4 separate regions of the Homo sapiens genome follow, and regions 1, 3 and 4 are each linked to region 2. Evidence: chromatin contacts called from ENCODE Hi-C or POLR2A ChIA-PET data. All regions are on one chromosome and are shown on one strand. The core of a region is the stretch at or near the end of the contact, and the rest is flanking DNA. Distances in the headings are between cores, read along the strand shown. Region 1 holds the start of RABAC1 (Rab acceptor 1). Region 2 holds the start of TMEM91 (transmembrane protein 91). Region 3 holds the start of CIC (capicua transcriptional repressor). Region 4 overlaps LTBP4 (latent transforming growth factor beta binding protein 4).

Region 1 (3,180 bases), core at 632-3,131, 580 kb before region 2:
GCCAATCTGATCTTCAAAGTGTAACTCTTCCATCTTCAGTGTGGGGCCCTTGCAAAGGGCTTCCCTGCCTATTGCGCCACCAGCCCCTCAGACAGGGCCATCTTCCTCCCACCTCCTGGGAACACCTTCCAGCAGGCCTCAAAGCACAAACCCTAAACTGCTGTAGATCTTGGAAGACAAGAGCTGGGCCTAAAAGAGTCACTTGGGGCCAGGCGCAGTGGCTCACACCTGTAATCCCAGCACTTTGGGAGGCCGAGGCGGGCAAATCACAAAGTCAGGAGTTCGAGACCAGCCTGGCCAACATGGTGAAACCCCATCTTTACTAAAAATACAAAAAATTAGCTGGGCATAGTGGCGGGCGCCTGTAATCCCAGCTACTCGGGAGGCTGAGGCAGGAGAATCGCTTGAACCCAGGAGGAGGTGGAGGTTGCAGTGAGCCAAGATTGTGCCACTGCACTCCAGCCCTGGCGACAGAGTGAGACTCCGTCTCAAAAAAAAAAAAAAGTCACTTGAACCTGGGCATGGTGGCTCACACCTGTAATCCCAATACTTGGGAAGGCCAGGCAGAAGGATCGCTTGAGTCCAGGAGTTTGAGACCTACTGGGCCAACACAGCAAAATCCCTTATCTACTTAAAAAAATTTTCAAAAAAAAAAAGGTCACCTGGTTATCCCATATAGATATTTTCCTTCCAGCCCCACCCAGCTGCTTTGGAAAATTAGGATCCCAGTCTGCTTAAGGGAGCCCAGGCTTCCCTATACTTCCACACACATTTCTTGAGGCCCTGTTCTGGTTCACCCCATTAGAATTCAATTAGAATTCCAGCCCTGTGGGCCAGGCACAATGGCTCACGCCTGTAATCCCAGCACTTTGAGAGGCTGAGACAGGAAGATCACGAGGTCAGGAGTACGAGACCAGCCTGGCCAACATGGTGAAACCCCGTCTCTACTAAAAAAATACAAAAATTAGCTGGGCGTGGTGGCGGGCGCCTGTAATCCCAGCTACTCTGGAGGCTGAGGCAGGAGAATCGCTTGAACCCAGGAGGCAGAGGTTGCAGTGAGCCGAGATTGCGCCATTGCACTCCAGCCTGGGCAACAAGAGCGAGACTCCATTTCAAAAAAGCCCACAAAACTTCTCAACCTTTTGTCTTTCCCAACTTCACTCCCTTCTCTCCAAAGGTGTGTGTGGCGGGGTCGGAGGTGTCCCTAGCCCCAACTCATTCATCTTTGGGACTCCACAAGGTGGGGCAGGGGGCAACCTCAGATACCCCTCCAGCAACCATGGCCCCCTCACTAGCCTCAATCTCTTGAGGAAGGAATCAATTCCCACAAATTATCTAAATCTTTCTACTCAAAATGTAGTCCATGGACCAGGGGCATCAGCATCACCTGGGAACTCAGAAATGGAAATTATGGGCTCCACCCCAGACTTGCTGAATGAAAACATCTGGGCTAGGGCCCAGGAATCTGTTTTAGCAAGCCCTCCAGGTGTTTTTTTATGCCCTCTAGAGTCAGAAGGACAGCTCTGCACGGTCCCCATTGTGCCTTCCCTGGGAGAGTACACAACGCCCGCTTCTGCCGTTAGAGTTCCCATAACGCCCTCGCTCCTGACAGCCCACATGCACCCTCCTGAAACTACAACTCCTATAATACCCAGAGGCGCGCGCCGTCACTTTCTGGGATTATATCTCCCAAGGTGTTTTGCGAGTCAGACCGCCATCATAGCGCCCATCCTCTTAGTCACCGTCAGGACTACAACTCCCACAATACTCGGCGGCAGAACTACAGTCCCCAGCTGCTCCGGGGCTGCGCCACGTCGACTCCGCTGGGTGGGGCCGGCGTCGGGCGGGGCCGGCGGGGTCTTCAGGGTACCGGGCTGGTTACAGCAGCTCTACCCCTCACGACGCAGACATGGCAGCGCAGAAGGACCAGCAGAAAGATGCCGAGGCGGAAGGGCTGAGCGGCACGTGAGCGAGCTGGCTCTAGGCCCTCGGACCAGAGACCCGGGAGTCCGGGCCCCCGGCCCCCTCCTCCCTCCTCCCTCGAGAGCCTGGAGTCCCAGCCCCGAGCCGCAGAAGTGTTGGCCCCGGTCTCCTCTAATGGGACCCTGGAGTCTGGGCCCCTAGTCCCCTCCCTGCCTGCTGTACAGGAATCTGGGGTCCCGGGAGGGAGTCCAGGCACCCTTAGTCCCCTTCTTTTGCGGGGGTCTGGGGCTCCATCCCGGTCCACCACTGACCCGGCCCCACCCCCCGCAGGACCCTGCTGCCGAAGCTGATTCCCTCCGGTGCAGGCCGGGAGTGGCTGGAGCGGCGCCGCGCGACCATCCGGCCCTGGAGCACCTTCGTGGACCAGCAGCGCTTCTCACGGCCCCGCAACCTGGGAGAGCTGTGCCAGCGCCTCGTACGCAACGTGGAGTACTACCAGAGCAACTATGTGTTCGTGTTCCTGGGCCTCATCCTGTACTGTGTGTGAGTGCCTCCCGGGCCCCGCACCCGCACTAGCCCCGACCGGCTGGACCCCTCCTCTCGCCGCTCAGGCCCCGCCCTTCACCGCCCGGTCCCTCCTCTCACCGCCCAGGGCCCTCTTCTCACCGCCCAGGCCCCGCCCCCAAGGATTGGCTCTGCTAGACTACCTTGTCACCAAAGGGCCAGGTCCCCTACCCCACCATCACCCTGGCCAGGATGCAGTGTGACTAAATGTCACCTGGCCCTCCCTGGTCTCCAGGATGTAGCTTGCCGCCCGCCGGTGGAGAAGGCCAGGGCCGTCGGGCTGGCCCAGCCCCAGCTGTCTAACCGCTGCCTCCCTGCACTCCTCCTCCAGGGTGACGTCCCCTATGTTGCTGGTGGCTCTGGCTGTCTTTTTCGGCGCCTGTTACATTCTCTATCTGCGCACCTTGGAGTCCAAGCTTGTGCTCTTTGGTGAGAAACCCCCTGCCCAGATGAATCCTTGGTCCCTCAAATCTTGGTCTTTTGGAATGCAGACAGACCTCAGACCCCAAATCCAAGTCCTTCAAAACCCAAGTCCGCCCAAGCCTAGATGTACACTAGATCCCCCAAACCTGATCCCTTAAAATCTCAGACACAACCGATCCTTCCATCGAGTCTCAGCCCCCTCAAATTGCTATTCCTCAAACCCAGGATCCACCTGGCTGCTGTGCCTTAAACCTACTCCTTTTCAAACCA
Region 2 (3,071 bases), core at 41-2,540:
ACCAGGCTGGTCCCGAACTCCTGACCTTAGGGGATCCACCAGCCTTGGCCTCCCAAAGTGCTGGGATTACAGGCGTGAGCCACCGCACCCAGCCAAATTCTGGGCATTTCTCTCAGGCAAAAGCCACATACCCATCACACTTACCCCAATAAGTTGCAGCACCTGTTGCACCATGCCTTACACACTTACCTGCCCCACAAACACCCCCAATATCCATCCCAGGTTCATACCGCGTGACCACCTATCCAGGCCCAGGCACCCCTCCCAGTCACACACACACCCATCCCCTACCCCCAGTGCTGCCTGGAACTGCACTCTAGTCTACATTCCCCATCCTCTGTCCCCTAGACCTGCCCCCCGAAGTCCCCTGCCACACAGCCCCATCTAGGCAAGCCCAGCCTCCACCTCCACACATTCATCTCCCAAAGGACTCCTTGAATATTTGCCCCAAAACATCAGCTCCCAGAAAACACCCCTTTCAGGTCCCCAACCTTCTTACACATTTATCCCAATTGACTCCGTGCACAACCCTACTCCCCACTGCATCACAAACCACAGACACCTGTGCACACACGCACACATGCACCCCGGCACTCTCTCCTATTCTCATGACCTCTGGCATGCCTGCCCCACTCATCAGGCCCAGGCACCCCTGCCCTACTCCACCCACACACCTATGACTCCACACAACTCCCACACATGCACCAGCTCTCCAGAATCCTTTGCACACCTCGCCCCCATAAACACCCTCAACCCCAGCACACACATACACGTACACACGCAACACAACCAGAAAGAATATTCTTCTTCTCGTCCTACGATCCCCCTGGAAGGTCCCCAAGCCTCCTGCCTGCTCATTCCAAACCTTGACTGAGCCGATTTCCTCGCCAAAGCTTTGCCCTCTCATCCCCAACTCCAGGACCCAGGGAAGGGACTGTGACCCCCACCCACCTACGTCCCTCACTCACCGCTCACGATCACAGGCCGGGGCTTCCTGAACCCTCGCAATGACACTTGCCCGGACCCTGCCACCGAGGATCCAAGGGGCGCTGGGACCTTGCGCTTTGCTCTACGCGGGTCTCAGCGCCCCGGGCCCGCTGCGCGCGGGGGCGGGGACGGGGCGGGGCGACGGCTTCCCAGGCTCTGTCCCTCCGCGGCGTCCGGCGAGGGATCCCTGAAAGCCGACGTCAGCGTCCAGGAACGGGTTCCTACGACTCCCGGGGGTCTGGGAGCAGGCGGGAATCCTTGGAGAACTGCAGCCCCTTCCTCGTGAGCCCAGGCCCAAGCTCTGCCGGAGGAGGGGGCACCCCGGATTCTCCAGGGCCTTCCTGGCTTGGCCCCGCCTCCCTTCCCCTTTGCGCAATAATAGCCAATAATAATAACAGCAACAAGGACCGTGCGCCCTGTTCTAAGTGCTTTGCAAATAAACTTACATACACATGTATTCCTCAGCACAACCCTAAGAGGCATAATCGTTTATTGTCCTGTTTCACGCGGGAGGAAACTGGCAAGCCGAGGTTAGGTAAATTGCCTAGGGGTACATCATTGGTTCATTGAGGGCAGACTGTACCCAAGCCCTGTGTTAAACGCTTTACATTCATCATCGCATTCATTCTTCCTCTCAGCTCCGGGTTTTTCTTGTTGTTGTTGTTGTTGTCGCTGCTATTTTACTTTGGTTTTTTTGTTTGTTTTGTTTTGTTTTTGAGACGGAGTCTTGCTCTGTCGCCCAGGCTAGAGTGCAGTGGAGTGATCTCGGCTCACCGCAACCTCCGCTTCCCGGGTTCAAGCGATTCTCCTGCCTCAGCCTCCCGAGTAGCTGGGATTACAGGGGCAAGCCACCACGCCCAGCTAATTTTTGTATTTTTAGTAGATGAGATTTCGCTGTGTTGGTCAGGTTGGTCTTGAACTCCTGACCTCAGGTGATCTGCCCGCCTCAGCCTCCCAAAGTGTTAGGATTACAGGCGTGAGCCACCGCGCCCGGCAGATTTTTTTTTTATTATTATTTTTTAAAAGACGGGGTCTTGCTCTGATCGCCCAGGCTGGAAGGCAGTGGCGCAATCATTGCTCGCTTCAGCCTCAGACTCCTGGGTTCACTGCAGCCTCGGCCTCCCAAAGCGGTGGGATTACAGGTGTGAGTCACCGCGCCTGGCCTATTTTGTTTTGGGGTGTTTTTTTGCGGAGGAGTGCTGAAGGGGTGTTGGCTTGTTTTTAATCCCTGTTTTGCAGATAAAGAAACGGGCTCACGGGCCGGGCGCAGTGGCTCACGCCTGTAATCCCAACACTTTGGGAGGCCGAGGCGGGCGGATCACGAGGTCAGGAGATCCAGACCATCCTGGCTGACACGGTGAAACCCTGTCTCTACTAAAAATACAAAAAATTAGCCGGGCTTGGTGGCGGGCGCTTGTAGTCCCAGCTACTTGGGAGGCTGAGGCAGGAGAATGGCGTGGACCCGGGAGGCGGAGCTTGCAGTGAGCCGAGATCGCGCCACTGCACTCCAGCCTGGGAAACAGCAAGACTCCGTCTCAAAAAAAAAAAAAAAAAAAAAAAAAGAAAAGAAAATAAACGGGCTCACTTGCATGCTCACTTGGCCACAGTAAACAGCTGGTACCAAGCCCAGCATATTGTAACCCCGGGCTGTGTTCCTGTGGCCCTTGCTAAGCCAATGGGTGAGGAGGAAGCAGAGGCAGGTGGGTTAGGAGTTTCTAGGGAAAGAAGGCTGAGGAGTGGGGTCCAGTAGGGGGTGATGCTCTGATTGTCACGTGGTACAGTGATGTTCATGAGTCAGCATTTGGACCCACATAGACCTGGTTTCCTTTCCAGGCTCTTTGTTTGTTTGTTTGAGATGGAGTTTCACTCTTGTTGCCCAGGCTGGAGGGCAATGGCGTGATCTCGGCTCACCGCAACCTCCGCCTCCCAGGTTCAAGCGATTCTCCTGCCTCAGCCTCCCGAGTAGTTAGGATTACAGGAATGCGCCATCACACCTGGCTAATTTTGTATTTTTGGTAGAGATGGGGTTTCTCCATATGAGTCAGGCTGGTCTTGAACTCCCGACCTCAGGTGACCCACCCGCC
Region 3 (2,998 bases), core at 330-2,829, 890 kb before region 2:
GCACACGTCATCACACAGTGGGACACAGAGCTACACCCCAGGGTTTCTCTGTCCCACTGGATGGGAGCCTGCTCCTCCCCCCACAGCACCCAGCGTGATACCCGCAAGCCCAGCCCCCCTCTTCTTGCCTGCATGCATCCCCGCCCTGGCTGGGCTGGCTCTGGCAGGGTGGCTGAGTCGGCTAGCCCCCCGCAGGCCCCCAAATATGCCCTCCAACTCCAAGTGGGGATAGGTGGGATAAGGTCAAAGAAAGCAGGACAAGCCCAACAGGCCAACCTCACCCACTTCCTGAACAGTCATTACTGCCCGCCCCCTTTCGAGCTGCCCTGAGAAAAGAAAAGGGGAAAAAACTTTACTCTGAAGTGACTAAGAGAACCTGAGAGGCCAAAACAGAGGCCTCTAGGAGGGTTGGGGGACCCAGAACCATAAGCCAAACACAATGAGAGGCAACCCCGACTCAGTCTTCCAGCTACTGGGGGACCCTTGACCTCATGCTCTCTCACTAGGGGCCTGCTCCTCCTGTGGACCCTGGAGTCCCAGGCCTGCCCTTTCTTGGGCCAATCCTGGGGTCCTCACAGGCAGAGCCTGGAGGGCGTCCCGGGGCTGGCACCCAAATGCCCAGAAGTTGGGCAGCCATCACCACCTAATACCCGCTGACCCACTAGACTACCATGTTGGGGACTGAGATCTGGCTCCAGTTTTTTCCAAGCACAAACCTTTGCATACCCCACCCAGGGCCTACAACTATGCCGCCTGGACCCCTAGACCTTGCTGCCTGGCCCAGCCTCTCTTCGCCCCAGAGCTGCTTTCTTTCCCCTAGGGCCTACTCTCTTCCTGTCCACCCTGTCTGAATAACTCCCACCCAAGCCCCGGGGGCCCTCACCTTCCTCAGATCTGAGTAGTAACTCCCGGAGCCCAGGCCAGCCCAGGCCCTGGCTCTTTGGGGTCTCATACCCTCTGTTCCCATTAGCCCTCCTGGCACCAGCTTCTCTGACACTCTCTCTCTCATCCTGTCACTACCTCTATCTCTACCTCTCGGTTAAAATGCCCTAGGCCCCCTCCTGTCACCCCCTCCTTGTCACCCCCATTTATCTCTGTCACCTATTCCTCCCAGTCACTGTCCTGTCAGCCATCTCCGGACCTGTCACCTTCTCTCCCCATCACCTCTCCTTGTCACACTCTCCAACTCTGTCCCCTCCCTCTCCCTGTCACCCTGATCTAGTCCTGTCACCCCTCCATTCCTGTTACCCTTCTTTGCCCACCACCCCCTCCCCCAGTTACCCTTTTTCTGTCAAACCCCCACCACTTCCTCCACTCCCTCCTCCCTTCCCACCATTCCGCCCACCCCTTTCCCCCTGTACCCCCTCCCCGTCCCTGCCACCTGTCCCCTCTCGGCCCCCAGCCCCCCGGACCCCCCTTTCCTGTGTCAGCCCTGGCCCCGCCCCTCACCTTGGGCTCGGCGGGGTTTCGGGGCGGGGGGCCGTGGCCCCGGCTCGGTCCGGTCCGGTCCCTCCCCGCCCCCCCTCCGGCTCTCCCTCTCGATTCTCCCTTTTTTTTTTACTCCAACACACAAAATGGTGAATGGACCTGCAACAGCTGGAGCAGCCAGCCAATCAGCGATCACAACCCCACTGACCGGCGCCAGCCTAGACCAATAGATATCCGCAGACTGGTCGGCTCCGCCTCTCGACGACGAGCGACGCTCGCGGCGACCAATTGGGCCCATCGGGCAGCGCTAGGGGGCGGGGCCAAAGTCCAAGACCGGCCTCCCTCCGGGACCGACACCAACCTGAGCCTACGACTGCCTGATCTGCCTAGGGCCCTACCCTACAACAAGTGAAGGACACCAGTCGTGTCCAATTGCAGGCCGTCTTAGTTCCAAATGACAAATACAGTACCCAGTCGCCATGCAGCCTAGGCCGGAACCCAGCCTCTGTGAGGGACAGTAGCCAATGAAATGAAAGGAGGAGGGGCTAAGGGACGGGTTGTCCAATGAACGGAGGTAGAAGGCGTGGCCCGAACGTTTGTTGACCGGCTAGTCGCAGTTCCTGCTGGGAACCGTAGTCTTCTCACGTCTTCGGCCCATAGCCGACAGTACAAGGCAGACTACAACTCCCATGTGACAGAGTGCTTGGAGCACCAAAGAAACCCGGCGAGGAGAAAAAGTCGAAAAGGGCAGTTCGTCGTGAGTCTCACTGGACGCCAGGAGTATCTTAGACCCAGGGCCCCGACTCACCCGTATTCCTGGCTCTGGCGTCGCCGGTGGCTCCTCTCAGTGGCAGCGGTAGCGGCACGAGGGGGAGGTGCAAGGAGCAGCCAACCGCCACCCGCGAGCCCCGCAGCCAATCAGCAGCGGCCGGGGCGGTGCAATGACCTCACCGGTTCTACTCTCTTACCCCTCCCCCACGTGGTTGTTGCTGCCGGTAGACGGAGTAGGGAAGTTTGGATTGGGGGAGGGGAGGAGAACCAGTGATGTCACCTTTCCCCTTGTTGATTGGCTGCCGGGTGGCCGGGACTACGACCAATTGACGGTCTCGAAAAGTCTGGCGCGGCCCCGCGGAAAGCCCTGTTGCCACCGGGAGGGGAGAGAACGCGCGCTTGTGGGGTGTCGCGCGCTGCAGTATAGGCAACGCGCGCGGCCTGGGGCCCGGGGGACAGGTCACCTCCTCCAAGAGTTTGACATTTAGGACAGCGCAGTTTGACAGCCCACTAGGCATTGGGGCAGGGGGCCGAGATGACGAAATGCAGCGCTTCTTGGGGCTTCGCACTGCATTACGTGGAGAGCTACACTTTGTGGGTGTACGCCCCTGACAGAGGCAGATTTTTAAAGATCCCAGGGGTAGGAGGGTATCACACTGGAGTGGAGGAGGACAGGGAGATGCCCTGTTTGTAGTAGATGCCTGCTGCCCAGATACGGGTTTACAACCAGATGGTGAACCTGTCTGCAATGCATCTATGCCCTCCACTTTGTATTCGCCCTGGTCCGAGGCTAATGGGA
Region 4 (3,131 bases), core at 400-2,899, 770 kb after region 2:
AGAAAGTCTGGGAGAGCTGGGCGCAGTGGCTTACGCCTGTAATCCCAGCACTTTGGGAGGCTGAGGTGGGCAGATCACTTGAAGCCAGGGGTTTGAGGCCAGCCTGGCCAACGTGGCGAAACCCTGTCTCTACCAAAAATACAAAAAAATTTAGCCGGGCATGGTGGTGCCCGCCTGTAGTTCTAGCTACTCGGGAGGCCGAGGCAGGAGAATCACTTGAAACCAGGAGGCAGAGATTGCAGTGAGCCGAGATCGCGCCACTGCACTCCAGCCTGGGCGACAGAGCGAGACTCCATCTCCAAAAAAAAAAGTCTGGGAGTCTGGAGGGATCTGGATCCAAAAGGCTTGAAAGGTCTAAAGGTGGTCCAGGGATGCTGAAGCTGTATAAGAATCTGAGAAGTTCTGAGGGGGCTCTAAGGCTGACAGAGGAACCCGGGAGTCTGGGGGGGTCCGAGGGAATTAAAGGCCCCAGGATGCTCTGGGACTTCTGAGGGCAGGGAGGGCGGGACCCAGCCTCAGCTCCCTGCTGGTTGCTCACAGATGCAGCTGCTGCGGGACGAGTCGAGCAGAAAGCCGTCGGGGCACACACACGTGTACCCGCCGCGCGTGTTTGCACACTCGCCGTGCTGGCAGCGCCCGCCAGTCGCGCACTCATCCACATCTGCCAGGGTTGGGGAGGTCACCGTGGAGTCAGGAACTTGATCCCTGCAAATCCCGCCCCCAGAACCAAGCCCCTCCCACCCCTGCCCCGTTGCACCTTCGCAGGACCCATTAACTCTTTCAAAGCCGGTTGGACAAGGTCCATCTGGGGCGCTCACTCTTTCGGAGTTCCCTGTGGCGAGAGGAGAGGGGTGGGCCAGGGACAGGTGGGCAGAGCGAGAATGGAGTGGGCAGAGACGAAGACGGGGTGGGAGGGACTAAAAGATGTTGGCTGTAGTTTAAGTGCAGGGACAGCCTTAGGTTGGCAGTTGAAATGGCAACATTGGAGACTCCCAAAGTATATGGTGGGGGGCCAAGGCACAAAGGCAGGGTGAGAACAGAGTGGCCAAAGTCAGAAAATGGGGTGGGTGGTCCCAGAGCGGTATGAAAAGCTCAGGACTGGAAGTCGCCTCCACAATGGGGTAGGCGTGGCTACAATTTGTGAACTGGGTTTATCTAGGGCAGAGTAGGAGGAACGGTGAGGTTGTCACCACTCCCCAGCTCCGAGCACTTCGGGGACGTCCTGGGGCTTACCCAGGCGCTCGGAGCACAGCTGACAGTCGTGAACGCCCCAGGCCAAGCCGGCCCCTCGGCAGCAGACCTCCTGCGTCCGGAGCCCGGGCAGCGGGGACGCGCACTGCGGGGAAGTGTTGGGTGAGCGCGCCCCCGCGCGGAGGCAAGCTCCGGGCCCCTCCCCACGGGCCTCCTCTCACTTCGCCTCCGCGCAGCTCCCGAAAGCAGTAACCGAAGCCCGAGGCATCTGAGTAGCCGTCCTCCCGCGGCGCGCTCTGTGCCAACACCGTGTAGGGCGCTGCCGCCTCCGCCCGCGCCGCCGCTTCCGCCCGCGCCACCGCCTCAGCGTCCGCCTCCTCCCAAGGGCCAGACACACGCTCCACCTGGTGCACCACCACCGACGCCTCCTGCGGGTGCTCCACGTGGACGCTCACCATAGATGCCACGCCTAGGGGAGGCACGGCCGGGCAAACGGATGTCTACACGGGTTCTTACGGGGTGGGGCTAGACAAGGCGGGGAGGGCGAGCTGGGCAAAGGTGCTCGGGAAGGCGGGAAATATGAGGGTCAGGGGCAAAGTGAAATGCTTGACAGGGGTCGGAGGGGACTCTGGCCACCCTTTCCTCACCGTGCTCGTCGTCGCGGTGGTTGGCCAGTGGCATAGTGTACACGGAGCGGGTGAGGCCTGGTACAGCCGGGGCCGGGGGCCGGGCGCCCGAGGAGTGCAACTGGCAGAACTTGCCAGCGAAGTCCGGGGGACAGAGGCAGCGGTCAGGCTTCACGCACACACCGCCATTGTGACAGATCAAGGGACACAGGACTGGGAGGAGAACGAGGACACTCAGGGGCGCCACCATTCCTGGCAGGTTCTCCTGGGGTCCCTACTCCCTCAAGGTATCATTCATTTCTAAGTCGCTCCGCCCTTAGCTGTCATGTGGCCCCGCCCCAATTCTGGCATCAGCATTGGCCCAGTCCAGTTGTTCAGCCATCAGAGGTACGGTCCCACCCACTAAGTCGGCAGGATCTCGCTCTATTGCCCAGGCTGGAATGCAGTAGCGTGATTATGGCTCTGCAGCCTCGACCTCCTAAGCTGAAGTGATCCTCCCATCTGAGCCTCCTAAGTAGCTGAGACGACAGGCGTGCACCACATCGGGCTACGTTTTTTAAAAATTTGGTAGAGGCGGGGTCTCACTATGTTGGCCAGGCTGGTCTTGAACTCCTGGGCTCAGGCAATCCTTCTGCCTCAGTCTCCCAAAGTGCTGGGATTACAGGCGTGAGCCCAGCCAGCCCTCAGGCTGTTTATTCACTTTCATGTCAACCTCTCGGATCCCAATTTCTGGCTGAGTCCACGGAGTTCCAGACCAGCCCAGACGGCGCTGACCCCGCCCATTCCGTAGTCCGACGGAACCCTTTGCTGTTCCAGCCCCTCCGACCCAATGCTGATCCCTTCCATTGACTCAAACCACATTTTAACCACTCCCTGGCATAACTCCCCGCCCAACTCTGTCTCCTTCGCATTCTATGCCCGCCCACACTCCCTCTGCTTGGTCCACGAAGTCCTACCTCCGCCCCCTGGCTGTGCCCCCTTTGTAGCCCCTCTCACATTACCTTCTACCCGCGGGATTCTAAACCCCGCCTATCCAGGAGCTTAACCTGCTGCCTCTAGCCCCTCCCACCTTCCTTTCCGCACTCTGATTCGCCCGGCTCACTTGTTCACGCCCCTCCCACCCCACCTCCAGGCTGTCCGGGTGCCCTAGTTCCGCCCACCGCGCTGTGTCTCCGCCCAACTTCTTTCTGGCTGGGGCTTTAGAGTTCTAGCTCGGCCTTACAGCCTCCAGTAGCACCGGGGCGGAGCCACGAGCGGGAACGCGCCTCCACTCCCCTCTGCGCGCCCTCGCTGGGCCCCAGGCCACCTCTGGGC

What was found. Hi-C counts contacts between places; a loop is a spot of excess contacts on that map. ChIA-PET counts read pairs that join two places held with the same protein, here RNA polymerase II (POLR2A). Pooled maps may share reads with other maps.
Region 1: a loop to region 2 is called in a pooled map, with 4 times the contacts of the local background. The contact joins the promoter of RABAC1 here to the promoter of TMEM91 in region 2. A Hi-C loop is called at or near these places in 4 of 50 pooled maps. POLR2A ChIA-PET finds 5 or more read pairs at or near these places in 2 of 52 experiments (WTC11 and naive thymus-derived CD8-positive, alpha-beta T cell).
Region 3: a loop to region 2 is called in a pooled map, with 5 times the contacts of the local background. The contact joins the promoter of CIC here to the promoter of TMEM91 in region 2. A Hi-C loop is called at or near these places in 1 of 168 maps with a recorded cell type or tissue (CD8-positive, alpha-beta T cell) and 6 of 50 pooled maps. POLR2A ChIA-PET finds 5 or more read pairs at or near these places in 2 of 52 experiments (CD4-positive, alpha-beta T cell and HEK293).
Region 4: a loop to region 2 is called in a pooled map, with 4 times the contacts of the local background. The contact joins the enhancer-like site here to the promoter of TMEM91 in region 2. A Hi-C loop is called at or near these places in 4 of 50 pooled maps. POLR2A ChIA-PET finds 5 or more read pairs at or near these places in 2 of 52 experiments (PC-9 and naive thymus-derived CD4-positive, alpha-beta T cell).

Annotation. Positions count from the first base shown.
Region 1 is chr19:41,958,022-41,961,201 of GRCh38, reverse strand. It overlaps RABAC1 (Rab acceptor 1), which reads left to right and starts at 1,881. Exons shown (of 5, transcript NM_006423.3): 1 at 1,881-1,965; 2 at 2,254-2,466; 3 at 2,819-2,916. The coding sequence starts at 1,910. RefSeq lists an enhancer at 1,504-1,793 and silencers at 1,904-2,153, 2,604-2,673.
Region 2 is chr19:41,374,752-41,377,822 of GRCh38, reverse strand. It overlaps TMEM91 (transmembrane protein 91), which reads right to left and starts at 1,290. Exons shown (of 4, transcript NM_001098821.2): 1 at 969-1,290. RefSeq lists a silencer at 1,045-1,174.
Region 3 is chr19:42,267,833-42,270,830 of GRCh38, reverse strand. It overlaps CIC (capicua transcriptional repressor), which reads right to left and starts at 1,579. Exons shown (of 21, transcript NM_001386298.1): 1 at 1,450-1,579. RefSeq lists an enhancer at 2,080-2,589.
Region 4 is chr19:40,603,934-40,607,064 of GRCh38, reverse strand. It overlaps LTBP4 (latent transforming growth factor beta binding protein 4), which reads right to left. Exons shown (of 30, transcript NM_001042545.2): 2 at 1,839-2,030; 3 at 1,413-1,660; 4 at 1,234-1,336; 5 at 758-832; 6 at 539-661. Among named protein-coding and RNA genes, the nearest start is that of LTBP4, 4.1 kb to the right of the region's middle. RefSeq lists an enhancer at 548-842 and silencers at 1,206-1,455, 3,040-3,099. Within about 2 kb of position 1,649, at least 36 of the 41 ENCODE cell types and tissues checked have a DNase peak (open chromatin) inside an H3K27ac peak, as active enhancers do; they include PC-9, where a contact is called at or near this core.